Linked DNA regions of Homo sapiens: regions 1 and 3 are each linked to region 2. A link is a loop called in an ENCODE intact Hi-C map of the cell type or tissue named here. Cell type or tissue: endothelial cell of umbilical vein. All regions are shown on one strand.

The links. A loop is a pair of places that touch in the nucleus more often than their neighbours do. Peaks named below come from ENCODE experiments on the same cell type or tissue, not always from the same donor. Only the 100,000 strongest peaks of a DNase experiment are listed, where the experiment ranks them.
Region 1: a loop joins it to region 2, with 10 times the contacts of the local background. A loop is called at or near these places in 3 of 110 quality-filtered maps.
Region 3: it touches region 2 in a loop (8-fold over the local background); 6 of 110 quality-filtered maps call a loop at or near these places.

What each region holds. Positions count from the first base shown.
Region 1 is chr20:39,584,633-39,592,632 of GRCh38, reverse strand. No RefSeq gene overlaps it. Among named protein-coding and RNA genes, the nearest start is that of LINC01734, 360 kb to the right of the region's middle. In endothelial cell of umbilical vein, no CTCF peak of the experiment used is centred here; a DNase peak (open chromatin) is centred at 4,262; H3K27ac peaks cover 1,404 bases.
Region 2 is chr20:39,869,489-39,877,488 of GRCh38, reverse strand. No RefSeq gene overlaps it. Among named protein-coding and RNA genes, the nearest start is that of LINC01370, 130 kb to the left of the region's middle. In endothelial cell of umbilical vein, a CTCF peak has its summit at 3,239 (motif pointing right); a DNase peak (open chromatin) is centred at 3,278.
Region 3 is chr20:39,656,730-39,664,729 of GRCh38, reverse strand. LOC102724950 (a long non-coding RNA gene) reads left to right here and starts at 3,905. Exons shown (of 3, transcript XR_936712.3): 1 at 3,905-4,267. RefSeq lists an enhancer at 2,123-3,322. In endothelial cell of umbilical vein, no CTCF peak of the experiment used is centred here; DNase peaks (open chromatin) are centred at 3,599 and 4,339; H3K27ac peaks cover 2,318 bases.

The DNA of each region.
Region 1 (8,000 bases), 280 kb after region 2:
TCTTTCAATTTGATGCCAAGCCCTGGCTACGTGACTTGGGATTTATCTCGGGAAGCTAGTTTGTGCAAACATCTCTCCAAGCCCTGGGAAATCCTGGAGAAGCTTGAAAAGTGAGAAGACTATGTTGTTAACAGACACACCAGCACAAATCTGTCAAAATGAAGTTGTCTTCTCAGAAGCGGCCCCTGCGGGAAGCCACTCTCCTTCTCAGTGAGGCTGCCAATGTTTCAACTATTTTTGGACTCCTATTTTGGAGTTGTAGGTGGAATTTGTGGCACATTTGTGAACAGACCCAGTTGGTGGAAATGTCCCCTTGCAGGGCATCATTTGCCACTAGATAATGCCTGGAAGTGTTTTCTAGACAAGGCGGGTGAATACACCTAACAATATGACCATGTAGAAGAAGAAATGAAAGAATCATAGGTGCATGCATGGAATTTTATCATGCAGTGACCCCATCTCTGAGCAGATGTCCTGTATTTATGTGCTGTATGGGACACACCGAGACTTATGCCCTGATGGGTAACTTCACTCCCCTAGGTTGGTATGAGGATGGTAGGGGGAGGATGAGAAAGGTATTAAAAGCCTCCCCCTATCTAAGAGAAGTATAAGATGGAGTTCATTGGGAACCCATTGGGTTTAACAGCCATACTTTTAATAACTTGGGAAGACAGCAGCAATGTGGCTTCTTCCGGGGAGATGGCTAGAACTTCAGTGAAGGTCTGTTTACCATCATGCCTTCATATTCTCCCAAGACCAGCATATGAAGAGTTCAAACTTTTCCAAAAACTCCAGAAATAGATCAGAATAGGTCAATAATTAAGTTATTTCTTGGGGTAGAAATTTTCCCTACCACTACTTGCACATAGTGCTAAAATTAAAAAATTAAAAGCAAACACATAAATATTAAAATGTATTGTCCAAGTGGTAGAGTTATGGTTTCTTTACATTTTTTTGTGCTTATCTGTGACTTCCAAATTATTTTTTATTATCAGAAAAATCTCATTAAAATAATACTCTGGTGAACACATTGTCCAATGGACTTAATATCAGAAGCCTTGTATTAGATTTTATATTACGCCCCTATCTTGACCTTGAATATTTGTTCCTCTATCACTTATTTTTTATATGACCTTGAACAAGTTATTTAATACCATTTTCCTAATTCATTTTTCTCATCTGTAAATTGGGAATAATAATCGCATCTATAATTATATTATAATAACCAAGGGATTATTATAGGATTAAATTAGGTAATGCCTGAAATACATTTAACATACTATCTATTGGCCAATTCTTAATGAATGTCACTTATTATTATTATTCTTTAATAATGTTAAAAATAACATTATTAAAATTACGATCTGAAGGACCTATAAATTGTGCAACCACCATCGATTTAATTACAATAACTTAACAGGATTATCTGATGTAGGGGAATAAAAAGTCTCAGACACTATTGAAGTATTTTCAAAAAAAGGTTTCAAGCTATCAGGTTTTGAGAATTATCCATGCTGATATGTGTAGATTTGGTCCATTCAGTTTATTCAAACTAAATTCAATAACTTATTTTTCTATATAGTATTTTGTTATGTAACTATACCACCGTTTATGTGTTTACCCCTCACTGGTTGTCATGGAATGTGTGTCCAATTTCCCTTATGCGCAAGTAGCACTGCCATGAGTGTGTTTGTGCACATGTAGGAGAGATTATTGAGGGTAAATACCCAGCAATTGAAGTGCTAGGTCATAAAGTGTGTACATCTTCAATTTCATTTGTTGTTGCTACATTGATCTTCAAGTGAATCACACCAACTTACAGTCACTCCAGCAGTATGTGAGAGTATGCCTTTCTCCACCTATTCAGCAAAAATCAGCATCACAAAATGGGTGGGGAATGCTGTTGTATTTTAACTTGTGTATCTATGACTTATTAATATGGTTGAACACTTTTTCCTATATACAGCTTGGCTATTTGGTTTCCATATTCGGTTTTTCCCTTGTTTGTATGAATCTTTAGTTCACTTTTTCTGGTGAAATGTTTGTCTTTATATTATTGATTTATAGTAGTGCTTTATATATTCCAGATAGTAACCTTTTGGCAGTTATTTGTACAGATGGGTGTTGTTATATGAGAGACTATCTCATTAGCCAAATTTATCCATCTTATCCCTTATAATTTTTGCTTTTTGTTTATGGTTTAAAAAAACCTATCTACCCCAAGGTCATAAATATGTTATCCTAATTTCCTTCTAAAAGTTCTATTATTTTACTGCTTATTCCTTCTAGATTTGATGCTTACATATGGTCTAAAGCAGGGATCAGATGTTCTTTTTTTCTTTGAGGATCACCGTTCTTCCCACAACATTTATTGACTAGAACTATCCCTCTCATCACCTATGTTCAAGCCACTGCCATCTTTTATAAGTTTCCATGTGTGTTTAAGAGCTTTTCCTACACTGCCTAGTTTGTTGCTGTGATTTACTTGTCTATCTGTGGACCAAATTTACACTGCTTCAATTATCATATCTTTGAAATAAATCTTGCTGTATGAAAGAACAAGACTCCTTTGCTCCTTCTTCACAAGTATCTTAGCTATCCCTGAGCCTTAATTTTTGCATGAATATTTTAGGACCAATTTTATCAAGTTCCACCAAAACAAATAAAAAAAAAATACCTGTCTGGATTTTTATTAAATTTGCTTTGCTTTAAATTAAATTCATTTTTCATCAGAAGATGAAATGCAGCATTAGGAAAAGGAAGCAGAGGAGGCCCTATGGCACCTTTGAGTTTTAGGACCTTTGAGCCAGGAGGTGTTTTTGGCTTGCTGTGTTTCCCGGCCACATAATATATTCTTAGAGATCCCAGGGAAGGGATGGCTTATCAAAGACAAGCTTTAGATATTCCAAGATTCACAGCTAAATTACCATCAAAGACCTTCACAATCTCATTATCATATTCCCAACCTGGATCCCAGGCCTGATGTATACCCTTGGGTGTATGAACACTGTGGCAGCTTGCTGCTGGCCTCCAGTTGCATGGGCCAGCACCTCCCAGAGGCCCATCCCTGGGCTTTACTCCCCAGTATGACATCCCCCAGCCAAGGTGCTCAATCCTGAGTGTCCCTGGTCCTCACCTGGTTTATGTCCTTACCTGCCCCTCCTTCCATGAATGTCCCGATTGCTCTCTCTGAAGTATCAGGCCCTCCAGTCCCTTTGTCACACTGTGGCCAGACTGCCTACCTGACAATACGGTCATGACATCTCAGAGATGCTGGTCATGACATCTCAGGGGTGTGTTGTCTTACATAGCAGCTATCAGCCATCTGGGCCATTTACATTTATATTTCAATAAATTAGAATTTAAAAAAAATAAAAATTCAGCTCCCCTGTCATATCAGCCACGTTTCAAGGACTCAATTCTTGATATCCCTGTGCAGCTTACCATGTTAGAAGCATTTCTGCCATGCAGGAGGTTCTATTGGACACTGCTGTCATAGAGTTTCATGACATTGTCTAGCTCCCCACGGAGTAATGGCCCAGAATCCTATGGGACACTTGGTGCTTCTGACATCACAGCCCCTGCCTATCCATTTCTCTCCCCATTCTCCCAACCCCAATCTGTTAAAACCAGGACATTCTCATTCTTCCTCAAATACCTTTGACTTCCCAACCCTGAGCATTGGCTCAGATGTTTCCTATAGCCAAGAATGTCTTGCCTTCTGCAGCTTCTCTCTACCCAAATCATTTTCTTCCTTCAAGGCTCCACTGAAACATCACTGCACCTCTAACATCTCCTTCTCTCCTTCTGAGAGCATCCACAAGTCACCATCTGCTTCTCTACTGCACTCAGACATTGTGTCTTCTTGTTAATACATCCTCTTCTTAAACTAAATTCACCTAAGGTGGAGTCTCTACCCCTAGAGCTTTCTATTCCTAAAGCCTAGCTCAGTGCCTGGCACCTAGAAAGTGTCAGAGCATAATTATGGAGCCTAGCTAAATACAAACGTCCCATACCCACCCCACCCTGTGTTAATCTGATGCCTCCCAGCACCCTCTCCCTGTTACTTAACCTCAGTCTGCCCTCCCCTTTTCCACTCACTCCCCCACATTTATTACCTTCTCATCAGACGTGCAAACGGTATGCTTGGCTCCCTATGTAGTTTAAAGTGTTTGTGTAAATGGCAGAGAGATCCTGTTAATTATAAAGACTTCCTCACATTCATTGCAGCCAGTTCCGGTCTCCCCTGATTGTAAAGGAGATAGGACCAGTCACTTGGAGACAGGAAGAAGTTTATTGACAGGGATAACAACAGCCTGAAGAGACAGAACAATATACACACATGGTTTGTGCAGCACATGATCCCCTCCCCTAGGAGAGGCATAGAAGGACAAGGAAAGGTGAAGACAGAGAGAGAACGGGAAGAAGAGCAGAGAAACATGAAGCAGAGCAGAGTGAAACACAGACAGAAAACAGAGACAGAGCAAAGGTAGAGGGAGAGAGACTCATTGATAGAATCAGAGGAGGACTGAAAGACACAGCAGCAGAGACAATGAGTAGACGATAAAAATGCTCAAGCTGCTGCCACCCTCACACTACGCAGCAGGCTTGTTCTTGTTCACTACAGAGCACAGTTGGCATTACAAACTGAGAATGTTGGCACGCAGAAGTAGAATAGCCATCAAAAGAACAATTGAAAAACAAACTCAAATACAGTCACTGGAATCACGAACGCCAGCATGATTAACCTTGAATGTCATTCACCTTTGTCCAGTTCTGCCTTGCTGAAGATATCCAGAAAGAAAAGCTTGGAAATGCAGAATGAGCTCTGCCCTGGGAGTTGTGGTCTCTGGAGAGCCCTAGCTGGAATTCTGAGCAAAAATCTGAGTTTTTGCTGTGGACATCACCAACTAAGGCCTCGGTGGAACAGGCAAAGTATGACTAAAACTCTTTTCCCTAAACTTGTACTATGTGGGGTTTTCAAAGTTTGGAATGTGTCAGATATAATGATGCTTGGTCACTGAAGATAGTGACCAAGTCTTTCTAGTGACAGGAAGAGGCTGCTATTGAACCACATGAAAACCTCACCTTATCTCATTCCAGATACCTCAAAAGTTTATCCCCAAGTCTCATCCTTTAGCTTGGTCGTCAATCTGGGCAACTTGCTTTCTCATTCATTCATTCACACATATTTGTCAAATATCTCCTATGGTTCAGCTTCATGTCAGATGCTACAATGGTGAAAAAAACAAGTGTCCCTTGCAGCTATGGAGTTCAGCAAATAGTGTGGACAAGCAGACACTAAACAAAGAATCATACACATAGGTACCACACTAGAAGCATAGATACATGCAACAACCTAAAAGAGCATGGTGTCCCAAAAGCCTTGAAAACAGGGACTCAAAAAGGTATTTGTACATGAATGTTTATAGCTGCACTATTCACAATGGCCAAAAGGCAGAAACAATCCAAGTGTCCATCAGTTGATGAATGGATAAACAAAATGAGTTATGTATATATATATACACACATATATACACATATATATGTATATATATATATACATATATATACACACACACACACACACACACACACACACACACAAGGAAATACTATTCAGCCTCGTAAAGGACTGAAGTACTTATACGTTACTACATCATGGATGAACCTCAAAGACATAATGCTAGGCAAAAGAAGCCTGACATAAAAGGTCACATTATAGAATTCCATTTATATGAATATCTAGAATAAGTAAATCCACAGAGACTAGACACAGAGTGGTGATCGCTCTGGGCTGAGGGGAGTGAGCAGTGGGGAGTAACTGCTTAGTGGGTGCAATGTTTCCTTCTGGGGTGATGAAAATGTTTTGGGAGTAGACAGAGGTGATTGTTGCATAATATTGTGAATGTACCAAATGCTGCTGAATTGCTCACTTTAAAAGGTTTTGGCTATGGGAATTTGCTTCAGTTGAAAAACAGATGTTTGTTCTAAAACACTGGAATGTTACAGGGTGACCTAATTTAAACTAGGTAAATGACATTGTATATAAAACTTGAAGGAAGTGAAGCTAGTAAGGGGAACAGTGGAGGGCAGTAGGCTCCAGACAGCGTGAATAATGCCCATGAAAGCAATAAGGTGAGAAAGAGCTTGGCACATTTGAGAATGGGAAGGAAGCAGGGTGCCTGGAATACAGAGACCAAAGGAAACTGTGGCTTGGGATGAGACTGGGCAGGTAGGCAGGAGCAGATCTTTATAGGCATTCTGGGGTGTGTGTGTGGTGTGTGTGTGTGTATGTGTGCGCGCGCGTGTGTCTTTTAGCATTGTTGGACATTGCAAAAAGAAGTGACATAATCTAATTTACATTTTTTTTTATTTTTCTTTGCTGGCTGCTTTGAGAAGAATGGGTTGGAAGAAAACAGAAGCAGTGGTATCAGAACATTGGTTAGGGTTTTTATGTTTTTAGGTCTAACGTTTAAGTCTTTAATCCATCTTGAATTGATTTTTGTATAAGGTGTAAGGAAGGGATCCAGTTTCAGCTTTCTACATATGGCTAGCCAGTTTTCCCAGCACCATTTATTAAATAGGGAATCCTTTCCCCATTGCTTGTTTTTCTCAGGTTTGTCAAAGATCAGATAGTTGTAGATATGCGGCGTTATTTCTGAGGGCTCTGTTCTGTTCCATTGATCTATATCTCTGCTTTGGTACCAGTACCATGCTGTTTTGGTTACTGTAGCCTTGTAGTATAGTTTGAAGTCAGGTAGTGTGATGCCTCCAGCTTTGTTCTTTTGGCTTAGGATGGACTTGGTGATGCGGGCTCTTTTTCAGTTCCGTATGAACTTTAAAGTAGTTTTTTCCAATTCTGTGAAGAAAGTGATTGGTAGCTTGATGGGGATGGCATTGAATCTATAAATTACCTTGGGCAGTATGGCCATTTTCACGATATTGAGTCTTCCTACCCATGAGCATGGAATGTTCTTCCATTTGTTTGTATCCACTTTTATTTCATTGAGCAGTGGTTTGTAGTTCTCCTTGAAGAGGTCCTTCACATCCCTTGTAAGGTGGATTCCTAGGTATTTTATTCTCTTTGAAGCAATTGTGAATGGGAGTTCACTCATGATTCGGCTCTCTGCTTGTCTGTTATTGGTGTATAAGAATGCTTGTGATTTCTGTATATTGATCTTGTATCCTGAGACTTAGCTGAAGTTGCTTATCAGCTTAAGGAGATTTTGGGCTGAGACGATGGGGTTTTCTAGATATACAATCATGTCATCTGCAAACAGGGACAATTTGACTTCCTCTTTTCCTAATTGAATACCCTTTATTTCCTTCTCCTGCCTGATTGCCCTGGCCAGAACTTACAACACTATGTTGAATAGGAGTGGTGAGAGAGGGCATCCCAGTCTTGTGCCCGCTTTCAAAGGGAATGCTTCTAGTTTTTGCCCATTCAGTATGATATTGGCTGTGGGTTTGTCATAGATAGCTCTTATTATTTTGAGATACATCCCATCAATACCTAATTTATTGAGAGTTTTTAGCATGAAGAGTTGTTGAATTTTGTCAAAGGCCTTTTCTGCATCTATTGAGATAATCATGAGGTTTTTGTCTTTGGTTCTGTTTATGTGCTGGATTACATTTATGGATTTGCGTATATTGAACCAGCCTTGCATCCCAGGGATGAAGCCCACTTGATCATGGTGGATAAGCTTTTTGATGTTCTGCTGGATTCTAGGCATTACCATTCAGGACATAGGCATGGGCAAGGACTTCATGTCTAAAACACCAAAAGCAATGGCAACAAAAGCCAAAATTGACAAATGGGATCTAATTAAACTAAAGAGCTTCTGCACAGCAAAAGAAACTACCATCAGAGTGAACAGGCAACCCACAAAATGAGAGAAAATTTTCACAACCTACTCATCTGACAAAGGGCTAATATCCAGAATCTACAATGAACTCCAACAAATTTACAAGAAAAAACAAACAACCCCATCAAAAAG
Region 2 (8,000 bases):
GGGGCGATGTTGACTTTGTTGCCAGAGAACCAGCTGGCCTTTGCACTCCACTCCCCCTTCCAGGCCCGCTCCCTGCAGGCCTCCAGGGGGGCTTCAGCTTCTAATGAACCAACTGCACAGTCCCTGACGCTATAGTTGCTGCTGCCCAGACTCTTGTTGAAGCTCCATAAATGTTTGTTTTATGAATAAGCACGCACTTGGCACTCCTCGAAGATAATTCTCCTTTATCCTGAGAGGCAACAGTTTCCCAGCTGCCCTTCTCTTGCCAGGGGAAAAGAGTACCATCATATATACTCGCAGATCCAGGAAGAGACAGACTCGGCAGAACTGGAGACCAAAACATTCCTCATGAGTTTCTCCTAATGACCAAAGTGATGGGAATGAAAGTAACCTCCTATATGCTGGACACTGCTCTGATGAGGTGTCTAGCACATATCCTTACAAGAATCGTGGGACACACTATGTTTTCCATTTATAGATAAGAACAGTGGAGGCTAGTGCATGTAATAGACCTAAAACCACAAAGTCATCTAGTGCTAGATGTAAAGTTAGATATAAACATGAGTCTAATTATTCAGTGCAATGCTTAAGAGCGTTGCTTAGAAGGCTGAATTCCTGGATTCAGTTCAGATTTGCCAATAGCTTGCATTGTAACCATAAAAAAGTTAATTTACCTCTCCAGACCTCATTTTCCTTATGTACTAAACAAGAGGAGTAAAGGTTCCTGCCTCTTGGATGTTGTGATGACACATGAGATAATGGCTGTAGAAGATTTTAAAAGTATCCCACGCAAATAAGTGCTCAAAAGCTATTTGCTGTCGATATTACAATGTCAATGATCCTTCCACACAACTGCAGATTGTTCCTAGAAGGTAAAGAGTTGCCCAATTTCTAATAAATACTAGAGAATACTAAGGTATATGTGGATGTCCCAGCTGGACTGTTGGTCTGATTTAGATGATCATCTTTGGGTAGAACAAAGGGTCCTTCCCCATTCAAAAGCTGCCAGCCCTGAGTGTGAGAGGATGTGGGGTGAGAAGAACTTGCCATTTCTGGGCTGAGGACTGAGGTCTGCCTTCCCCACATTACCCTGGTTATGGTGACATTGATCTTTGGCACCAGAAGGTCCGGTAAGCATCAGCCCTACCAATGACTGGGAGTCTCAAGGACATTCTAGAGTGGAATTCCCCAGTGCCACTTCCCTATCCTTTGCCCTTGTCTGGTTCCATAGACAAAAAAGAGAAAAAGAAGGTTGGCAGGTCCTTCTTCCTGCTAAATGGTCCCATCTTTGAGCCATTTATTTCTTTATTCATTCAACAAAGTTTTCAACATTTATAATGTTCCAGCCATAGGGTTAAATGCAGCACAAATAACAAAGAGAAAAATAAAGACACGTACAATTGCACATGTATAAGTTCACTGCAGGAAGAGTGCTCAGCCCCTTTGTAGGCTTCACTGTGGATCGGAAGTGTGGATGTCTACACAAAAACACACCACAAGCAAAGAACAGGGAGCCTTCTGTTGATGTGGATGTCACTAATCATTTTATGTTACCCACATGGAAAACTCTTATGCCTGTTTTTCCTGTTCTGCTCCCTGCCCTTGGGCTTCCAAATTTTGCCATCTCAACACTTCACTGTTCTGCTTCTTTCACACAATTGTATTCCCCTGACTTCATGTCTGAGCTTACAGGGACTGTCAGGCAGGCCTCCAAGTTAGCCCTCATACTTTCACAAAGAGCAAGTCTGCATTTCCTTCATCCAGAACATCAAACAGAGTGTCTCCCCTGGGCCCCTGATATCCTTGTTACCACCTCGTTAATGACTGTATGGGGGGAAGTTTTATGAGGCATCAGGGCTGATGTAAACAGATATGGGAGGATGGATGTCTTCTTGCCTGCATCATCATGGGGTAAAAGCAGTACTGACCCTCTTGTGTATCCTCCCAAGGCATCAGCATGAACTTCCTGGGCTTTTACCCTGTGCTACCATTTGCTCATGAGTCTGGGGAGATATAAGAAGGCAGTTTGTTCAATTCCCACCTATGAGTGAGAATATGCGGTGTTTGGTTTTTTTTGTTCTTGCGATAGTTTACTGAGAATGATGATTTCCAATTTCATCCATGTCCCTACAAAGGACATGAACTCATCATTTTGAACAATGAGAACACATGGACACAGGAAGGGGAACATCACACTCTGGGGACTGTTGTGGGGTGGGGGGAGGGGAGAGGGATAGCATTGGAGATATACCTAATGCTAGATGACGAGTTAGTGGGTGCAGCGCACCAGCATGGCACATGTATACATATGTAACTAACCTGCACATTGTGCACATGTACCCTAAAACTTAAAGTATAATAATAATAAATAAATAAATAAATAAATAAATAAATAAATAAATAAAAGAAGGCAGTTTGCTGGAGGAGTTTGGTGGCTCAACCTCAAAGCACACTGGAAATTCATGTGAGGATAGAGTGTCAATCCTTCCTGCTGTCATGGTGGCTGCAGTGGAGGGTTACAGTATTACAGTGTCCAGAATAGCAAAGGCATGGCTACCTCAGTTTCCAGATAGTGTTACCTGGTAGTTGTAGACAGAGTGCCCATCACAAAGTGAATGCTTAATAAATCTTAGTTGAATGGGTGATTCAATAAATTAATAAATGAGTGAGTGATGGGAGGGGTGCGGAAGTTTCTGTTCTCCTATGATGACAAGAGTCAGTACAGTCTCGAAACAGGGGTTAGGGTGGACAAGAGCCTGACTCTGGAGGTGACCCAAGTTAAACTGAGTTTTGTTTGTTTTGCAACGGGAACAGAGCTTCAGGGCAGGTTTCTAATAATTTCACGAAAACTGAGTCATAAGCCCAGGCATCAGTACTAAGCACAAATAACTGGTGTGATAAAACAGATAATAATGGGAAAAATATATTAAGCTTCTACTATATGTCAAGAATTTTCCAAATGCTTTACATTTACTCTTCATAAGCAAACACTATCACATACATATTATTTTTATTTATGAAAAGGAAGAGAGAAGTTAAAAAAAAAAAAAACTCTTCCATTCTTCTAGTGCTGAAGTTCAAATCCAAGTAGTCTTATTTAGGAGACTGCATTCTGAAGACAACTACAGGGGCAGGGAAAAAATTCAATTGAGTGGGCAGGTGAGTGTTTAGGGCTGCCCCTAGACAAAACAGCAAGACCATGCTCAAACTCCACCCCTAGGGGGAGCTAGACCAGAGCTAAAGGGTTGACTCAGGCACTGGACAGCGGTGTGATTGCACGTAGCCATCTGCCTCCAGGGGGTGGGCATGGAACAAGCTGTGTCAGGCTGCAGCTGTGGACAATGGTGGGAAATGATGCTCCTGACTTTCACTTTCCTTTCCCTCAAGTCTCTAAATCACCCTCCTATCTACTCACGGAACATCGGATCTCAGCTCCATGCAGGTGGATCCCAGATATACATTTTCATTTTTAATTTATCCTCCATGTTTCTGTTGCACATTTCCAAGTTCTTTCTGATTATCTGCCCTATTTCCTGTCAGCTCCTCAAGCTTGACTCAAAGTTCAAATCTGGGCTCATCTTTCTACACAGTTCGAACAGTCTACTTTCCCCACTCGTTTTGACTGTCCTTGACACTACCATTCTCTCACTTTTAAGAGAACCAGAGCTCAGAGTCTCAAGATTCATCTCTTTTTCTTTGCACAATAAGAAATCATTGATGAAACCCTGTTAATTTTCCTCTTTTAACTTAAGAAATATTATTACTGAAGGTTCTGTTAGTTTTCTACCTCTGCAGCTGCTCTTTTGTCTGCATCTCCACTCCTCTGTCCATCCATGAGTTCAGTTGCTTCTTGTTTAAAATAGTGCATGGATTCTGGATTTATTCTTGCCTCCAGTTTCTTTCTCCTTGGTTCCATCTTCTACCTGGTGCCAAACCGATCTCTCTAAGTACTTTTCTGAATATGTCACTCCCCTGAGCAGCAAGCTTCAAGGGCTCTCCATTGCCTGCCAAATAGCATCCAGATTCCTTGTCATGGCTTTTCACATCCACTTAGATCTGGTCTCAACTCAGTGCACATTTATTGAGTCCTACTTAGTGCCAGACCCTGCACTAGGTGTTGTAAATGTAAAAATAAACCCTGCATACTTCCGGCCCTTGGAAAAGAAAAGGAAGATAAGCTGGTCCCACAATCTCTAGCCAGTGCTTCCCCCAAATCCTGCCCACTGCTGAAGGTGTAAAGTTGGATTTTTGCTGTTCTCCAAAACTTCCTCAGCACTTTCTTACTTTTGTGTCCAGGAACTTCCTCACTTCAATCTCTGAGTAACCCCTAACCCTCTTCTGCTGTAATAATTTTTCCTTCATGAAGAATCCATGAAGCAGACACATTTGGAAGAGGAATGCTTCTTGGCAGTCACCTTTACACATCTTTTGATGATGGATCATGATCCATGTGCATTATAGCTTTGTGTCTACCTATTATCTCTCCTACACTGACATTCTCATAACTGATATATAACAGAATGCTATTGCATACAGTATTAATTTATGCATGTTATTAAAAAGAAAAATACATGATTTTTGGTTACATTACATTCAACACAATTTAATAGTGTTCTCTCCTGAATGCTTTCTTACAGACTACCAGTTGCATATTATGCATTAAGAATAGCCAAGAAAACAGTGGAGTATGTATTTTCAAAACACACTGAAATATAGGATATTTTCTTTGCACTTATTTGTTTGTTATATCAGTTCACAGACTGGACATGGTGGCTCACTCCTGTAATCCCACTTGGGAGGCCTATGTGGATCGCTTGAGGCCAGGAGTGCACGACCAGCCTGGGCAACACAGTGAAAACCTGTCTCCACATACAAAAAATAAATAAATTAGCTGGACAGGATGTGGTGGTGTTTGCCTGTAGTCTCAGGAGGCTGAGGAGGAAGGATTGCTTGAGCCCCAAGAGTTTGAGGCTGCAGTGAGCTATAATCATGCCACTACACTCCAGGTTGGGTGACATAGTGAGATCTTGTCTCAAAACAACAACAAAAACAAACAAACAAACACAAACCCAAACATCAATTCACATCCATCGTCTGGTATTAGTGTTCTACAAAACACAGTTTTAGGAAGCACTGTCCTGGAAAGTAAGATCATTGAATAATAATGTTAATAGTAATACTTTTTTTAAAAAGGTTTTTATTTGTTTTATTTTTAATATTTGCTCCATGGTAGCCACTGTAGCAAGTGTTTTTATATCCAGGTTTTTATCTAACTTTCATGACAATCTGATGTGTGGATGCTAATTTTAACCCATTTTTCAGATTAGGAAACAGAAACTCAGAGCAGTTAAGTAACTTCCCAAAGTCATTATCATTAGGGAGGTAGTAAAATTGCAACAGGAGCACATCACAGCCTACCCCAGAGCCTGTGCTCTTTGAAGGAGAGTCTGTTTTTAAAACTTCTGTATTCCCTGTTCCTCCAAAATTCATAACAGCCCATGATTCTTGAACACACTTGTGATTTCAGTTTTGCAGTCAGATTTTGTATTTGTGCTTTGATGCTTTACAGCACAGACAGTAGAAAGAATACTGGTACCCTGCTCCTAGTCTCAGGAGACCTAAGTTTATGACCCCAAATCTGCCTTTAATTAACCATGTGTCATTAGGCAAAGAATTTCTCCCCTCTGGGGCTCAGTTTCCTCAGCTGTAAAATAAAGTGAGGTTGGACTCACTGGTATTTCAGGTCCTTGAACCTCTTTATGCCATACTCTTCTCTTTGCCAAGTTTCTGTGATTAATAGAATTAGATGAGCCCTTTGTTACCCATTGTATCTGCCACTGAGAGAGCTGGAACCATCCTTCAAAGGAATCCACGACATGGCCAATTCATTGTGTTGACTCTGAGGCCACTTCAGTGACCCACAGTCACTAGCAGCATGAAGAGCAGAAGCACTTGCCTTTTACCAAATATGTTTTTCCATTATAGTGAATTTTTCTTTAAATTATAGAACATCAAATACATTTCAAAATTTCATTTGGACAATATAAGTGAGTAAAAAAAATCAGATGGAATATATTTCCCTTGTAATATATATGTGATTAAAAAATGAAAAGAAAAATATTTGTAGCAAATATGTTTTGGATTTACAGAACTCAAAGCTCTTGTGGAATAGTTTGAGACTTCCAAAGCACCAATATGCAGCTGCTTTGGCCATCCTTCTATGAACAATCAAACCCCCAGTTGTCTTGGAAACCTGCCTGCATCCTGGGATGTGTTCTCCATTGAGCAGCTAAAATGGCTTGAAGTCTTCCAGGGAAACGTGGTTTGACTGCAGTTCACCCCTTGGGAGCCTTCATAAAAACAAGATGTCTATCTCCTGACCCCAGAGCCATAAGTGGCATGGCTTAAAGAAATAAAACAACAATAGTAGCTAATGTTAGTTTGGGGGTTTTCCTAAGGTGAAGCACAGAATTTCAGAGATGGAAAATTTAGTCTGCAAAAATGGTTCCCATTTAATTATTCCTACCCTAAGAATGGAGAACTGAGGGTTAGTTTACACAAACATAAAGATTAAACGAGGGAAATACAACCATGAAAAAGAAACATGAAGATTCCCCCATTAATTAAAATACTCTGAGACCAGAATTCACAAAACTTGGATTTTAATATGAGTTCTGCACTAGTTATGATAGTGCTAATGCTATCATTTTAATTATGGCAGCTAGCATTTATTAAGCATTTATATGCTAAATCCTTAAATGTGTCATCTTATTTATTTTTTTAACATCTGTAGCAGATACTGTTGGTGTCTGGCCCTGTCCCCCATCAGCTTACCCCAGAGGTCACCTAACAAGAATCCCCATATACGTCAAAGGAAATTGTGTCTCTCTGCCACAGAATGTCCTCTGGCCACAGGAGAACTGTGGCCCACTGCGCTGGACACCCAGAAACCTGAAGGTGTTGACACCACCAAGGGTAACCTTATAATAATTAAGGATAAAAGTTGGTGATGTTGATGAATGACATTCCAACTTCTTTGCCCCATAGCAGGCCAGTTCCAAGGTATGTTCTGCACAGGCTCTTAGGAGTCCCCAATGGAATTGAGGCCCATCTTCCTGTAGCGATAACACACTAGTTAATACCACTTTTATTGCCTCTCTTCCTTTCCCTGACTCATTTCTCCACCCCCTCACTGTGCCTGCTGGGGTCGCAACCCAGATAAACTACTTATGCTGAAATTCCTATCTCAAAGTCAGACTTTGGGGGATACTCAACCAACACATCCTTTTTACAGGAGGGTGACGTGAGGGAGGTTCAACAGCATGTTCCAAGAGCACTCAGTTATCCAGCGAAAAACCACCCATAAGACTTTCCATAGAAAGAAGCCTAGAAGGGTTTGTCATACTGATCTGGGTGCCACCAAAGCTGGAGATTCAGAGGGCAAAGAGCAGGCACTGATCTAATTTGGTTGATTATACCACCAAGTCTATGTGCCATTAAGGTATATTGGAGGATGGCCTCAGGGCCTTTGCAAATGCCTTAGCAGAGTCGGGGTTTGGTAAATGTCACATTCAAGAGCCATACTTCTGGTTTCTTTAAAAGAAAATTAAGCCTAATATTGTCATTGTTTTTAAAATAGCATTTATATTGTAAATATAAAAGCCACATAGGCAATCTTATAAAATATGAAAATATTAAGAAATATATACCCATAATCTCTCTACCCAAAGAAAAGCACTGGCAATTAATATTTTGTGAGTGAATTTCCTTATCTATAAAATGGGTGTAGTAAAAGAACAATACTTCATTGAGTTGTTATGAGAAATAGATTACTTAATGCTTATATTTGCTTAGAACAGTACTTGACACAGAATAACTGTTCAATAAAGATTAGCTATTGTTATAATTTTCAAAATATTCCATTTCCTGTGCTAATGACATGAGATCTAATTTTGTTTTCACACACAAAAAAGTAATCCATATGAGATGTACATCAGTTT
Region 3 (8,000 bases), 210 kb after region 2:
TTGATGATCAACTCAAATTTTAGCCCCTCTATCCTTTCCAGAGGTCAGGAGTGAGCCTGAAAGTTTCAATGCTCTAATCACATGATTGGTTCCCCTGGCAACCAACCCCATCCTGAGCTATCCAGGAACCCAAGAAAAGTCACCCCATTAGAACAAAAGATGCTTCTGTCACCCAAGGAACTTAGGAGCTCTGTATCAGATGTTCCTACAACTCAGGAAATTACAAAGGCCTTAGGAGCTCTGTTTTAGAAACTGGTGTCAAAGACCAAACATTAGAAGACAAGATTCTCCTAGCACCTATATCCACAAGGGTTTTAGCAGCTTTGTCTCAGCAACTGGAGGTAGAGACCAAATAGATATTTCTTGTTATATCACAGTATCACATTCTTCTCTCTTTGACTGTCATCACACCTCCAGGCAGCATTTCATCTGAGAGTTCCTTCTGTGTTTGATAGCAGAATCATGTACCTCAGCATCTCTAAGCCTGAGTTTGAACACTTGAAAATGAGGTTGAGCATCTCCACCTTGTCAGCTTTTGAGAGTCCTCGTGATGTGGAGGCTTTACAAATGTTGCTAGTAAATAAGAGAAATCTTCCTCAGACTGTGGGCAGCTCATGCCCTTCAGGTCCTCAGAGGCTGATGACAGCCTCACTTTCCCATCCCCTCCCCTGAACATTCTGCCATTTGTTCCAGAGCACAGCAAGTGGTTCAGGGATGGGAAGCAGTCTCTAAAATAGCATGCACATTCTCTGCCTCCCGTGATTCCTGTCCTTGTGCAGTCCCCCACTTTGAGTATAATTGAACCTCAAGACTCGCTTCTAGCAAATAGAAGTGATGGGATGTCGTGTCTGAGATTAGGTCCATGTGACAAAGAACTGATGTCTGTGGCCAACAGCTGGGGAGGAGCTGAAATCTGCCACTGGTCGTGTGAGAGAGCTCAGGAGTGGATTCTGCCCAGTCAAGACTTGAGATGAGACCACAGCCCAAGACCTGGCATGACTGCAACCTCATAAGAGACCTTGAGGCAGAGGCTCTCAATTAAGCTGCACTCAGATAGCTTCCAAATAGAAATTGTGAGATAATAAATATCTCTTATTTTAAGACACTATGCTATGATGTAATTCATTACACAACAATTGATAACTAATACAAAGGTCCATCCAAGGGGCATGTTTCTGAAGCCATCTTGATTTATCTAGGGAGACATTATTGCGTAGTGCTGAAGAAAATGGCATTTCATGTCTGATATGAGTTTAAAGCCAAGTACCAACACCCTAATTGTTGTGTGGCATTAAAAGTTGACTCTGTGAGTCTTCATCTTTTACTTCATAAACAGAGATATTAGTTCTTACTTCATTGTGTTGTTGTAAGCATTGAACTAGGCAATATCTGCAAAATCACTTACTTGGGTAGCTATCATCATGCTTTTCTTAATTAAGTGGTAGCTATTATTTGTTATCCTCACCTCCCAGTCTTTATAAGACATCCAGGGCTCTTTCACAGCTCTTGATCTACCATGGCAATTATATTTGATATCCTTTGGACAAATTTAAAGTTCTTTTCACTTTTCTACTTGATATTTAACTATCTTGTATTTTATTTCCAAGTGTGTGACTCATGGTACAAACTAATTTCTATTCATGTATTTCTGGGCATGAACACGTGATAATCAATCTGATACCTTCAAACAGGTCTTGTAGAGACAATTTTTCCAAAATAATAAGACAGGATTATTATCCTTGAATGTGATCTTACTCTAGTGGGAGAGACAGACACACAAACACAAATTTGCAGCATAAAATAATGAAGACTGTTAAAATGCTGGCATGAGTTGTTCTTGGTGCAGAGAGGCAAGACCCACAAAATTTGGGTCTCGAAGAATAGGTATTTCCCAAAGCAAACGGGAGAAAGGGTTTCCAGGCAGCCTTCTCAATGGGCAAAGGTAAGCTGATGGAAAAAGGCATAGCATTCTTGGGTAAGGACTATAATATCACTGTGTCCGCATCATAAAGAGGTCTTATAGGAGAGAGAAGGAAAGGACATAAACCAGAGGAGTAGACTAGGGTTGCATTGTGAAAAACAGACATTGCAGCTCCTTCCAATGGTCTCAGTTTCACCTTACAGAAAACAGGAGCAACTGAAGTTTTAAAATAGATATTAGCATGGTCTAATTTCTCCAAATACTATGCTAACAATTTCTCAGGGGATCTTTTGATAGAGGGCTTGTTGAATTGGGGTTTGCCATTCAGTTGAGATAGATAGATGATAGATAAGATGATAGATCAATAGGTAGATAGATAGATGATAGAAGATAGATAGATAGATAGATAGATAGATAGATAGATAGATAGATAGATGATAGACAAATAGATAGACACTTGTTTGAGGGGAATAATGGAGGAATTTGTGGCCTTGAAATATTAACTTCCTCAAATCCAGCTTCCCTAAACACAATCCTAAGCTTTTCTAAGCAGTTCTGTTAACAGCTCCTGCATTAAATACATCATGGTCCACCTCCCTGTGAGGAGTACCCTAGTTCTACCCATTTCAGCAACTCAAAGCAAGGCTATGCCATTCACAGGTTTGAAGACACCTCTCACATCTCTGAACTTTCATTTCTCAAAACAAAAAGCTCTCAATGCTTTCAATTCTCCCTCCAATGCTGTAGTTTCTGGGTGAGTCATCATTCTGGTCACCATTCCTGGAGTGTCAAAGTACCAGTGTGGTGCCCATAACTAGATGGAATTCATATTTGTCCCAGCAAATGCTGGGGACCATGACTCAGCACTTCCTGGGAGTCTCAATGCTATAGGCAATAGCAGATCCTTAAGAGAAATAAGCAGCCCTAAAAAATATGCTATTTTAAATTTCTTGCAAGAAGAGAGACCAACGGGTTCTAGTCTCCTGTATTGATCTTACTTCTAAGCATTGTTTCTCATCATCTTTTGGTTGTACAGCTTTGGCCCACATCCTGAGTGGATTCATCATCCAGGCTGTTGCTTTCCTTAGCTCTCTCAGACCCTCAGAAGTCAGCGTGTGTGGTGCTGCTGAGCCTGGGTGCTGAAGACATCTTATCTACCAAGGGAAACCCAGAAAGGCAAAAGTGCAGTCATTACCCAGGCTGTGAGGCTACTGCAGTGATAAATCCCACTTTATTTCCATTCGGAGGAAAAATCTTCAATTAAATAAGAATTGATTTTCTAATGATTTTTTTTTTCTCCTGCTGGCCATTGGTGGAACACTTGAACCAGCTCCAGCTCTGCCTCATAGGGGGAGAGTAATTAAGTTGCTGCTGCTGACAAAAGGGTTGGCCTCAAGTATGGAAACAACTTAATTCATTTACTTTGGGCAAAACAGAGGGCAGTACCCATCCTGGAAGGGGAAATAGCTAATTAGCGGGAGCCAAAAATGTCAGTGCTGGGCCATTGGTTTGCACATACGGAGCTCTGCAGGTGCTAAATGTGCTCTTGAGACCTGATGGTGGTGGCAGTTCCCTTTTTGTCTGTGCCACTCAAATACTATCAGGGGCAAGTAAGACAAGTGATGTGGAGACAAAGGGGGCATGGCAAACCAAGAGCATGGAAAGAAAAATACTAAAATGTGAGTCATCCTGAGCCACTCCCCAGTCCTGCTTGCTGAAGGAGAATGCCCTTTGTGACATAGGCAACCACCACACCTGGCTTTTTGATGTTTATGATGATCAATAGGCAGAAAGGAGAACTGAAGGAGAAGTCTAGAGAAGCCAGCTACACCTACATTAGAAAGAGTGGAACAGATCACGGGTCACAGGATTAAGGCTAGATGGGGTTTGAGATGTGGGAAGACTTGAGGTCATTTTGAGTTTTGAGAAAAGGAGAGACATGAAGAGGCAGAAAACATGTTTACTGGACCCAGCTACTTTGCAGTGATTAGTGGGACCTTCAGAACATAAATAGATCCTAAGGAGTGAATGCTTGTACCCCTTCCAAAATTTATATGCTGAAGCCTTTATATGGTTGTATGTAAAGACAGACCCACTAATGAAGTAATTAAGGTTAAATGGAGTCATAAGAGAGAGGCCCTAATTCCATAAGATTAGTGTCCTTATAAGAAGAGACTCCAGAGAACTCACTTTCTCACTCTCTCCCTCCCTTTCCTTGCATACAAACCAAGGGAAAATCATATGAGAACATAGCAAGAAGGTAGCTGTCTGAAAGCCAGGAAGAGAGGCCTCAGCAGGAAATGAATCAGCAAGAACCTTGATCTTGGACTTCTAGCCTCCAGAATTGTGAGAAAATTAATTTCTGTTGTATAAGCCACTCAGTCTATAGTATTTTGTTATGGCAGCCCAAGCTGGCTAAGACAGCGGACAGAAAAGAATTTGTGAGTCATGTAATGTTGTTTCCATTGGCATTTGGGGGCAACTGTAGAATAGATTTCAATTGGTTGGTAATTATTTCTGGATATCAGACATATTTTTCTTTTCTACTTTGAAATATTGTGTCTGTGTTGTTTTCTGGATGTGTCACCATTCTGAAACAAACCATCAATCAGCAGAGCTTTGTGTGGGGTCTGTTTTCAAAAACAAGCCACCATGAGCAGTTCCTGACTTGTAGTGCTTCCCAGGGACTCAGTCTATGTCTTAAACACTTCTTTCTTCTTCCCATGTCTCCTTCAGTCTTCAGGCAGACTTGCCAAGTTTTCTCTTTCTTGGGCCAGTGTGCTTTTTCCCCAGCTCATTCTCTGACTTTCTACCCAAAGAGTCACTTAAAAAAATTTTTTTTCTTAAGGGACCTAGGGTTGTATCCTCTTGAATAGTGCTATTGGTAGTAACCAAAGATGCAGCACTGAATAAGCCACTCCCTTCTAGACAGAACTACTCATCCTCAATCTCAAGTACCACATCTTCCAACAGGCCTTCCCTGACCCCCTCTGTCTAAATTAGGTCAATCTCTCACCACCACAATTCTATTCTCTCTCATGGAGCTCATGTTCTTGTCCTTCATAAAAAAGAATCATCACCAGTTGTAATTATATTCTTATTTGTGTATTTATTTATGAAATAGCCCTCTTCTCCACTAGAGTTTGTGAATGCAAAGTCATGATTATTTTGTACACCACTGAATATTCAACAACTTGCAAAGTGTCTGGCATAGATAGAGATAGGTAGGTAGAGAGAGAGAAATAGACGTAGATAGATAGATAGATAGATACATACATACATACATACATAGAGATGGAGTGAGAGATAGAGAGACAGAGATAGAGACAGACAGGTGGGGAGAGAGAGAGAGAGAGAGAGAGAAATGTTCAACCAAAACATTTGTTGGATGAGTAAAAAAAGAAACATGATCCTTTCCCTCCTGAAGCTTACAGTCTATCATGGAATGCAGACAAGTCAACAGATCTTTATCTTTCATTAATAATCGATATAGAAAATATAAACATAAGGTGCCATGGAAGAATATCTTCAATCAAATCCAGCAAAATACCTGTTCTCTACGCTAGGTGCACAGGTGTCTTGACTCATTGCTGCCACACATTGGCCACTCTCATCGAATTCAGAGGACTCATGGAAACCACACACCCACTAGCTGTTCCCTCAGAAGCCCCTGAATTACCAACAAAAAGCTGGTTCGTCTCGGCTACTGAGAAATAATTTGTCATGTTTCATCCCCTAAATGAAAGATGCCAGACTGAATGCCCGTCTGAGAAAGGGACAGAGCATGAGATCTAACAAAGAACCTCAGCACTCAAAAAGTTTACCACTAAAATGGAGTGACAAGGAAAGCAGGGGAAGAAAAATCACTACTGGAAGTACTGCTACTATCACCACTGCTCCTGGGAGGAATCACCGCAGCAGCTGTTCATCAAGTGCTTCCTGCAGCCAATCACTAGGCTAAAAGCACCTGACATGCCACATCACAGCAGCTTGCTAACAATAGCTGCTGTGATTCTCACTTAACAATAAAAGTGTGGCTCAGCGAGGCCAAGGAGCTTTTTCAAAATCTTGTCACTAATAAATCTCAGAGTCCAGGCTTGAACCCATGTCAACCTGACCCTAACGCCTTGGTCTTCACCTGAGTGCTTGCTATGTGCCAGGCATTGTCAACAGTACTTTATATTAATTGTGTCACTTAATTGTTAAACAGCCCTATCAGTTCTCCATCAATATTCCCTGAAGGGAATGGGGCCTTGGAAAGATTAGTGAACTGGACCCCTGACATGATCTCTTCCTTCCAATACTTACAATAAACTACTGTTTAGTATGGAGAAGAAAGACTAGTGGATATTGAAGAACTGGCAGAATAAACACTTGCATAGATGGAAGATGTACAGAGGATGTATGCGATACAGGACTTTAAAGAATGCTGACATCTTTGTGGCTGAAATTAATTGGAAATTTTAAAGTATTCATTTCATTTACCTCTGATTCTAAAGTAATAGAGATTTCTGATGTAAAATTTGCAAAAAAAATTATAAATAATAAAATGAAAATAGCTCATGATTCTACACACAGAATAGCTAATAATTCATTTTGGTGGATTTCCTTTTAGTATATATTATTTGAGTGTGTGTGTGCATGCACATGTGTGCATGTCTATTTTTGCGTATTTGAGATAATGAGCTATGTAGACATTTCTTTTTGTTTGTTTTTACATAGATGTTTCTATTCCATTTTTTGTCTTATATTAAATCTGGACTAATTTTCCTGCTATCAAAAATTCCTAGAGACTAGTATGCTAATAACTGAATCAAATTTTGCCTCTTACATATATTTATTTAATCATTCTCCTTTTGTGAGAGAGTTAGTCTGTTTTCAAATATTCACTAGTATAAACATAGTTTAGAATACCTATCCATAGATGGACTTATCATAAAATTGTGTAATCATTTTTCAGGTTCTTGAAAAATGTCGAGTTGATTTCTCAGATGTTTTACTCACCGATAATATGTGCTTTATCCACGTCAGTGCACTTTTGCCATAAATTATTGTTGTTATCACTATTATTATTTTACTTTGCCAATCTGGTATGTATAAAAAAGAATCTACTGCTTTAACTTGCATTATTTTCCTTTGTCTAATTATATTTTATCTGCAGTAGAATGTTTGTTAATGTTCTCTGTTCAGTTTTTAATTACACTTTAATGTTTTCTTATGGGTATCTACAAAAGATGAGATACTTGCCTTGTTTAGTGTGAACAGTTACCCAATTTGCAGTTTTCCACTTGACTTTGCTTATCTATTGTCACTCTGCTAATCTTTTTCTTTCTCTTTCTTTCTTTCTTTCAGAAATTCTTTTTGTTGTTTTTTGAGACGGAGTTTCGCTCTTGTCGCCCAGGCTGGAGTGCAATGTCGCGATCTCAGCTCACTGCAACCTCTGCCTCCTAGGTTCAAGCAATTCTCCTGCCTCAGCCTCCCGAGTAGCTGGGATTACAGGCACGTGCCACCATGCCCAGCTAATTTTTATATTTTTAGTAGAGACGGGGTTTCACCATGTTGGCTAGGCTGGTCTCGAACTCCTGACTGCAGGTGATGCATCCACCTCAGCCTCCCAAAGTGCTGGGTTTTAGAAATTCTATTTCTTTTTAGGGACTTCCAAAACATTTATGGGCTGGGGATGGTGACCCACACATCTGTAATCCCAGCACTTTGGGAGGCCAAAGTGGGAGGATTGCTTGAGGCCAGGAGTTAAAAGCCAGCCTGGGCAACACAGTGAGACTGTCTCTACAAAAACTAACTAACAAAAATAGCCAGGCCTGGTGGTACACACCTGAGGTGGGGGATTGTTTGAGCCTAGGAGTTGGAGGCTGCAGCGAGCTATGATCATGCCACAGCGTGGGTGACAGAGCAAGACCCTGTCTCTAAATAAAATAAGATATAAAAAAGTTTTATCTATATTTTATTTGCAACTTTTGTGTTTTTATTGTAAAATATAATATTTTAATATACCTGGAATTTATTTAGATGTACGATGTGATGAAATAGTTTAGTTGTATTTTAATATTATATTATTACT